Linked DNA regions of Mus musculus: region 1 is linked to region 2. The links are chromatin contacts, found by POLR2A ChIA-PET in ENCODE. All regions are on one chromosome and are shown on one strand. The core of a region is the stretch at or near the end of the contact, and the rest is flanking DNA. Distances in the headings are between cores, read along the strand shown.

What was found. ChIA-PET counts read pairs that join two places held with the same protein, here RNA polymerase II (POLR2A).
Region 1: POLR2A ChIA-PET joins it to region 2 with 23 read pairs in embryonic stem cell. The contact joins the promoter of Sesn2 here to the promoter of Trnau1ap in region 2. POLR2A ChIA-PET finds 5 or more read pairs at or near these places in 4 of 5 experiments (Patski and embryonic stem cell).

What each region holds. Positions count from the first base shown.
Region 1 is chr4:132,508,596-132,512,734 of GRCm38, reverse strand. Sesn2 (sestrin 2) reads left to right here and starts at 2,279. Exons shown (of 10, transcript NM_144907.1): 1 at 2,279-2,671. The coding sequence starts at 2,582.
Region 2 is chr4:132,328,105-132,332,311 of GRCm38, reverse strand. It overlaps Trnau1ap (tRNA selenocysteine 1 associated protein 1), which reads left to right and starts at 2,774. Exons shown (of 9, transcript NM_027925.3): 1 at 2,774-2,959; 2 at 3,746-3,843. The coding sequence starts at 2,933. It overlaps Rcc1 (regulator of chromosome condensation 1), which reads left to right. Exons shown (of 10, transcript NM_133878.3): 10 at 1-393.

The sequences.
Region 1 (4,139 bases), core at 1,030-3,529, 180 kb before region 2:
GTAAGACCACGGTTTAATTCCAGTACTGAAAACAAAAGTATAATATGCCATGCCACTGAGGGAGTGATCCAGAGATAGACATGATTACTGCTTTAAGTGATGTTTTCCACAGCTTAATGCAGTCAAAAAAAAAAAAATGCAGTGTGGTTGACAATCAGTTTTACCTTTCTAAATGGAAGTGTCTTCACACATGGCTGGTAATAAAGTCCATTAACTGGAAGGAAGGGGTAAGGCTTGTAAATGCGGTACTGAAGCTCCATGTGTTTGGTAAGCAGAGCCAGGAGGAGGTTAAAGGTGTTGAGGAGCAGGGGCAAGGTGACTTTTCAGCAGGGCTGAAGGGGGCTTCCGGAGGGAGCAGCATCTTGAAGGCTTCACTCAGGCCCCCAACAGGATGAAAGCTCTAAAGGCTCCCTGTCACTTCAAGGAGTAGAACTTGCAGAGGAGTATTGAAAAAGTTGAAGGATCATGGGTGTGACAGATAAGACTGAAGATGTAGGCTGAAACGTATCTTGGCAGGCCTTGAGGATCCACCTAGAGGTTTCACTTTATTCAGTAGCTGATGAAATAATACTGAAAAAAAAAATGTAGCCTGGCTACTGACATTATTGTTATTTCTGTTCGTGTGTCTGTGTGGTATTGGGAATAGAATCCAAGGCCTTGGGGTCCTAAGTGGACACTGTAATATTATCCTCTATCCTCATCCCACAGAGTATATGCATTTGTTTGTTTATTTGTTTTTGGTTTTTTGAGACAGGCTTCTGTGTAGCCCTGGCTGTCCTGGAACTCACTCTGTAGACCAGGTTGGCCTTGAACTCAGAAATCCACCTGCCTCTGCCTCCCAAGTGCTGGGACTAAAGGCGTGTGCCACCATGCCCGGCTGAGTCTATGTTTTTAAGGAGAAAGCTGAATCTGATATAGAGTTGTTTAGAAAAGAATTAACCCAAAGGGATATTCAGTGGCCAAGGGTATATTATTAGAAGCACGTTGTGCCAGGTGGCATAAGGTAGAAAGAAAAAAAAAAAGTCTAAATGTAGACACTGCCCTCAACAAGTTTATAATAAAAACTTTCAGATAAGACAAATACACAGAATATGACAACACAAGTTACAGTATGGAAAGTATTAAAACACAGAGAGAAAGGTCCAGCCCGAGTTTAGGGCTCTAAGGAGCATGCAGGTGAACTCCCTTCCCTACAGAAGGCATTAGACCAAGTCAGGAGATCACCTTTGGTATCATAAGCCTAAACTCAAGACTATTTCAGGCAGGAACTGAGAGGATTAATCAGCTCCAGCTCTGTCTAGGACTCCTTAACCAGAATAAAGAGAAACTTGAAACGGGAGAGGCCTGAAGAAAAACCGCGAAGGAGATGAGTAGAAGTGAATGGGTGAATCAAGGGTAAAGTGCTGAGATCTGGATGGAAGAGGTGAGTGTAGGGAAGTCATGAGAGTGAATGTCTAGAGAAAAAGAGGGCTAAAAACAGAAACTAGGAGAGCACCCACGTTTAGGGAGTGGATGGAAAAAGAGGAGTCAGAGAGGAGTGGCCAGAGGGAGAAGTGAGAAATAGATCAAGCCAAACACCTAAGTTACAAAGTTTCCATGAGTGCCTGGAGGGTGGAAGGCGGTGTGAAGGCACCCAAGGCAGGACAGAAGAGGGGAAATTGTAGCAATGAGGATTGAGATTAAATTTGAGATTGTCAAGGGTATTTCAGTGAGGGCTTTTCCAGAGACTCCACAAATAAGGTGATTTCCTTGGTTTAGTGTTTCTGAAGGTGCAGATCCCTCAGGGCCTGAGGGGACAGGGTGGTGGCTCTTGGCTTCAAATTTGTGGGTTTTGATCTATAATTAGAAGAACTGGATGTGTGTGGTTAGAACTCTCTGCAGACCTAACCAGTCCCTCCAGGAACTGGAAAGCTGAAGAACTTACTCAGAAGGGATTTCACACCTGGCTGTCTGGCCCAGCCCCGTGAAGTCCCGTTTCATCACGCAGCCCTAATGACTCCTTGGGCTGTCACTCTCATCTGGTATTGCCAGAGACCTGACTAACGCCTTCATGCAAAAGTTTGCAGCATCTGTGCGAGGCCAACTACAGCTCCCAGAGTTCCCAGGCGCTTGTCGATGCTGATTGGACGGAAGGTTGGCTCCGGAGGGAGGTGTCGGCTCCGCCTCCCCGAGAAACAGGCATCTGATTGGCTGCGCCGTGGGACTTTTGTGTCCCCGCCCTCCCCCAGGGACCGCAGCGGGCTGACAGAGCCGGGCGAGCGCTGGCAGTTCCGTGGTGGGGATGGTGAGGAGCGCCGGCTTCCCGAGCAGCGCTGGCCACTGCGGACTTCCGAGGCACTCCGGGCCGTGAAAACCTCTGCGCCGCGGCCAATCTCAGGCCTCCGAGGCCGGCCGCAGTTTTCCAAGCTGGGCTGAAAGGAGTGTCTATCGCCGTAGCGCCGGTTCTCCTAATCCCGAGAGACAGCCCGGGGATCTCGAGCTTCCCCGGCGACCCCTAGTCCCGGCCTCCTGTGCGCGCCCGACCTAGACCCCTCGGGTGTCCCAGGCGCGGACGAGCCGCGGCCGGGTCCTGGCGTACACCATGATCGTAGCGGACTCCGAGTGCCATTCCGAGATCAAGGGCTACCTGCCGTTCACCAGGGGTGGTGTGGCCGGCCCCGAGACCCGAGAGGTAAGCAACAGCCGGGCGAACCCGCTCTCCTCCAGCCACCGCCGAGCTTCGGGCAGACCCGGTCTAAGTCTGGTGCGCTCCCCCCGGGCTTAGGGTCTGAGAGCACGTAAGCTAGGGCTAGGGTTGCATCAACTGCAGCCTCCGCTCTCCCTTCCCCTCCCCACTGCCCTCTCTCTCTTTACCCTCCCCACTACCACCCTGGGAGGGAGGGGGATGCGGAGCCCTCCCTGGCTCCTTCGGACTCCTGGCCAATGAGAGGGGACGCCTTCTCGTGGCTCTTTGGGTTTGTTCTCTGCTAAAGCGAGCGTCTTCAAGTCCAGGCAAATCCCGGCCGGAGAGACCCGACCACTCCTCCTCCCCGCCCCCTTCCGCAGAATCCCTTCCTCTCGGTGGGGGCAGGCGGGCTGGGAGCTCTTTCTAGGATCGGTTTCTGGTCCTGTCGCTCAGCGAAGGGAGTAAACCACCTGGGACTGACCAGGGAAGGTCGATTCCCTTTTTCAGTCCTTACCTGCACCCCCGATCTGGAGACTGGTCCGAGTGCTTTATGGGTCTGGCTGGCGGCCTGATCCTCGGCGGCGGCAGCCTGAGAGAGCTAGGGGAGAAAGCGGATAACCCTTGGTCCCTTGATAGATTGCTTCCTATTAAATTGTTCTGGGGTCCTCAAAGTTTGTTTTGCTGTCTCCTCAGAGCGTAGAGAGACTTCACAGGGAGACAAGGTATAATGCCAGTATAAAGCCCCCGTCTCCCTCCCAGCAGTCTCGATAGTGGACATAGTCTATGTCGTGTATGGAGCACCTACTAGATGCCAGGATATAGGTTTTGTCTGACAAAGACAGCAAATACAAAACGTATTTTAACCCCATTTTACAGAATGAGAAAATTGAGGCCCGAAAGGGACAGAGAGAGGCCTAGCCCTCATTCTCTGGACTGTGTGTGACTAGGATTTTGGAGAATGCTTGGCACTGCAGAAGATACTGATCCTTTTTGATTTTCTAAGCCTAGAGCAGTGTGGAAGGTCTATTGCCGGGGCTGGAAATAGGTACAGTGGTAGTCCCAAGGTGTATGATCTTAAAACCAGCCCATGTCTGAGGAAATGTCTTGGGGGGGGGGGGTCGTTGGAGGCAGCCATCAGTCTGTTGCTTCTTCATATGGTTTAGGAATCTGTATGCAGAAAGGACACCTCGCCTCAGCCTCTTTGCTGATAACTTTTGTCTGCCTTGTGAACAATGTTGTTTTTGTTAGTGAGCGCCCCAGAGCACTGAGGGAGGTGAGGGCTGGATTCCAGTCCCACCCTTCACTTTCTCCCTGGATGGGTTATCTCAGCTGAGCGATCGCTTTTGATTGCAGTCTCTTACCGGGTATTTTGATAGTATCTCTAAAAGGTTGTTGGACATTAACTTAAAATACAAGCAAATGCATGAAGAGTGCCTGGGACATATTTACTGCGGGGGGGGGGGGGCTGGCCTTG
Region 2 (4,207 bases), core at 1,525-4,024:
CTGAGTGATCTAAGCCAAATATTTGACTCTAAACAGGTGTCCATGGGCAAAAACACTGACCCACTTGAAAAAAACCAACTGTCCTCCCAAAGCACAAGGCATCCCAGTATCCCTTGGGTGTCACCTGTCCCTTCCCCATCAGCCTTTCTGCCATAGAGGACTGGATAGCCATGCTGGGCTCGGCTGGGCAGTCAAGGCAAGGCAGGGTATTGGGAAAGGGGTGGGAGTTGTTTTATAACGGTGCTGAGGGAGGAGTGGAGGGGCGGAGGCTGGTCCTAAGGAAAGTAACAGTGGCTGAGAAAATAGTTTTGAATTTTTTTTAATTGTATAATATTTTGGAGGGGAGATTAAAATCTTGTAACACTTTAATAAACTTAGAGTTTTGTAAATGGGCTTTGTTTTTATGCGTGTCCATGGAGTTGCTTTGTTGTCTTTAAAGGAACACCTGCTTATGAGCCTGCCTTTGTTAGGGTTATGGCTGATACATCCAATCCAAAGTCTGGAGAAGGCAAGAGGTGTTTGAGATAGTTGTGCAGTAGAAGCCACTGCAGTTGCTTCATGGTTATGAGACGGGGTAGCTTGTTAAGTAGGCTCTCAGCATAGCCCACTGACAACCTGGTCTTCCTGCCTCAGCCTCGTGAGTGCTGAAATCAAGGCCTGGCTTTGGAGTAGAATTTTTAAATCCTAAACCAGAGGTTTTTTCTTTTGTCCCTGTCTGGTCTAGAACTCAAAAATCTAGCTGCATCTGCTTCCTGAGTTTTTGTCTTGTTTTGTTTTTGATTTAAGTTATGTAACTACCACACCTGGCCCAAATTCCAGTTTTTTGGTTTTTGGTTTTTCAAGATAGGGTTTCTCTGTGTAGCCTTGGCTGTCCTGGAACTCACTTTGTAGGCCAGGCTGGCCTCGAACTCAGAAATCCGCCTGCCCCTTCCTCCCGAGTGCTGGGATTAAAGGCATGCACCCCCATGCCCGGCCTCCAGTTTTTAAGTAGAGCACATTATTAGAAGTTCTTACTGATTTGCCTGCATTTTCGACCACTGGCGTATTTAAGCCTTTTCCTTGGGGGTTGTGTGGCACATCTATTCACCCCAGGTAGGGAGCCCAAAACACATGAAATTACAGATCCCAACAAAGTCTCATTTGGTGAACCAGTGAACTTACTGGGGATTACTTACTGGGGCAGAGGTGACACAACTTACCCAGCATGGGTGACAGCTCACTGTACAGCTTAGGAAGTCAGAGTTCCCTTTCTAAGTGACCCTGGTTTAGAATTCAGGCAGCTTAGCTGCTTTCTGCTTCCAGGCAGCTGGTCAGTCTTTACAGCTTCTCTGAGTCATGTCTTTGCAGCTCAGCCTCTAGGTCTGAGAGGGACTCTGCTTTTATTGCTTACTCTGGGGGGTGGGGGGTAGGGGTCCTGATTGGTCCGTTTCAGAGGCTTCTTTTGAGTTGTAGCCTTCCCTGCAGGGTGGAGAGATGGCTCTGATCTGATTAATAGCACTAGTTGCACTTGGAGAGGACCCAGGTTCAATTCTCAGCACCCACATGGTGCTACACAACGATACTAACTCCAATCCCATGGGACCCAAAGCATTCTGTAGTCTCTGAAAAACTTTTTTTTTTTTTTTTTACATTTGTGTGTACATGTGTGTTTGTCAGGTTCAGTGCAATGCACTTTTACCTGCTGAGCCATCTCACCAGTGCCTTAGCATCATTCATACAGTAACAGAAGGGAACAGGAAATTTATACTCATAGTTGGCCTCTGGTTTTCAGACTTGAGTTCTTGGCTTGGGGAACTTTCTAAGTTAAAGGACTTAGGATGAACTTGGTTGTCAGAACCAATCTGAACGCACAGGACCTTCCCACTCTGCTAAGTTGGCTACCAACTGGATGTTGAAGCATGGATACAACCACCTTAGGAGCTCTCAAAAACCAAGTTTACTGAGGGTTCTGTAAAGGTCCGTCTGTGCTTTGTGGTAAAGTCTTGGTGAATTGGATTAGAATAATAAACGGGGAAGGAGCCAGGGTTGGTGTCCTTCACTTGTAAAACTAGCACTTAGGAAGCTGAAGCAAGATTGCCAAGAGTTTACAGCCAGCCTAGATTATATAGCTTGTACCAGGGACCAACATGAAAACTTGTCTCAAGGCAAAAAAAAAAAAAAAAAAAAAAAAGTGTGGGGCTGGAGCCAAAGCTCAGCCGTTAAGGAAGGAATGCTTTGAGAAGACTGGCGTTCATTAAACAAACAGGCAGAAGCAAGTAGATCTCTGACTAGAGACAGACTTAAACAGGTCAACAAGGATTACAGAGACCATGCCGACGCCGACTCTCCCCACCCCCAACTACACACAAAACGATGGACTTTGAGTGTACCATCAAGAACCGTCCTTTAGTTCTCTCCACCTCAGGGCTTTAAGAAAATGAAGAATCCCACTACATCTTCCAAAAAGTCCTCGCTGGGATGCAGGGCAAGAGGACCACTGTGCGGCCGCGGCTCCTCCACAGTCCCTCGGAAGCTTATCCTCCGCGCTCCCAGAGGGGTTTCGGTCACTAGCTGTCCTTCCGTTCTTATGCTTGGTATTCCCTACAGAGAGCAAACCTTAACTCAATAATTATAGACGCATTTGCGCGGTTTTATTAAAGAGCGGGGCAGTCCGCCCACAGAGACCCTCTTCAGAGCCGGTGCCAGCTAGGCCTACTGTGCCCCAGCCGAGGCCACGCCCCTATCCCGTGGAGCCACTCCCTAGCCCGTAGAAGCAACGCCCCCTGGGGGGGCCGGAAGCGGCGGACAGGTCGGAGGAAAACCCGGATCGCTCTGGCCGCCGAGGCAGCGTGTGCGCAGGAGGTGCTGCAGGCTTAGGCTCCGGGCGGGCCGGGTCGCGCAGACTGGCGCGGTTGCGCGCCACAGGCCCTCAGGGTCCCCGCCCGGGTGCGGGATGGCGGCCAGCCTATGGATGGGAGACGTGAGTCAGGGTCGCCCCTGCTCTGAGGGGAACAAGAGGGTCTCGAGTCGTAGGGGGAGGAAGGGCCTGAGAGCAGAGGGCCTTCGGATCCCAGAAGGGTGGCCGTGAACAGGAAGGGTTTTGGTGACAGCGGGAAGCTAGATGGGGTGTGGTGGCCAATGCCTTACTCCCTGCACTTGGCGAGGCAGGAAGATCGTCACCAGTTCGAGACTCCATAGTGAGTTCTAGGCCAGCTTGGGCTTCGTAGCGAGACCTATTCACCCAGTCTTTGAAAGTGGAGTCTGGGCATCAGAATGAAGATTCCTCAGATGCTGACTCTATGGGGTAGAGGGTCTGGAATCCCCCTTTCCAGTTTGGAAAGATTTGGAGTGGGATGATTTGGGCGGATGGAGTGGGAGGAACCCCAAGAATTGTTATTAGGACTGGAAGCACAGGGAGTTCTATAAAGGGGAGCTATTTTATTTGTTTTTGTTTTTTCTTTTGTTGTTTTTGAGATGGGGTCCTTCACATAGTTCTGTCTGTCCTGGAACTCGTTATGTAGACTCACAGACTCCACCTACCATTGCCTCCCTAGTGCTGGGATTAACGGTGTGTGCCACGCCTCCCAGCAAGGGGAGCGATTTGAAGTAAAGGAGTTGGTTGGGACCGTTCCCCATTGCGTGGTAGGAAGCTTGGCTCTCTAGTGCTGTAGAGGGGGGTCCTGGACAGAGTGGGAGGGGCTCCACCCCTTACAGGGCTCCGGGTCATGGGCCTGAGCCTCTCCTCTCTGCTCTGGTTTTTATGCAGCTGGAACCCTACATGGATGAGAACTTCATCTCTAGAGCCTTTGCCACCATGGGGGAGACCGTGATGAGCGTCAAAATTATCCGAAACCGCCTCACTGGGTACACCTCCCTTTTCATCTTTCCGTTCAGTTCTCGATTAATAGAGCCTGCTGCCACTGTTATTCAAGGGAATAAATATGGCGGGAGTAAGAGCTTCTCGCCATCCCTAGCAGTAGTGAAAGAACCACAGAGGGTGGCTTACAGAGCAGAAGCGTTGAGTATTTCAGGTGTTGAGTATCCCAGTGATTCAGGGCAGGATGCTGGAACCTATTTTTGAAAACTGTTGTGTGATCTTTGCTAAGTTACTGTGTGTTTCATTTAGCTTTAGTTTATTTTGCTCTACGCTGAAACAAAGTCTTCCTGTAGTAATGTAGGCTGTAATGACAACCCTGCCGCTGCCTCCCAAGTGCCACAACCACAAGGT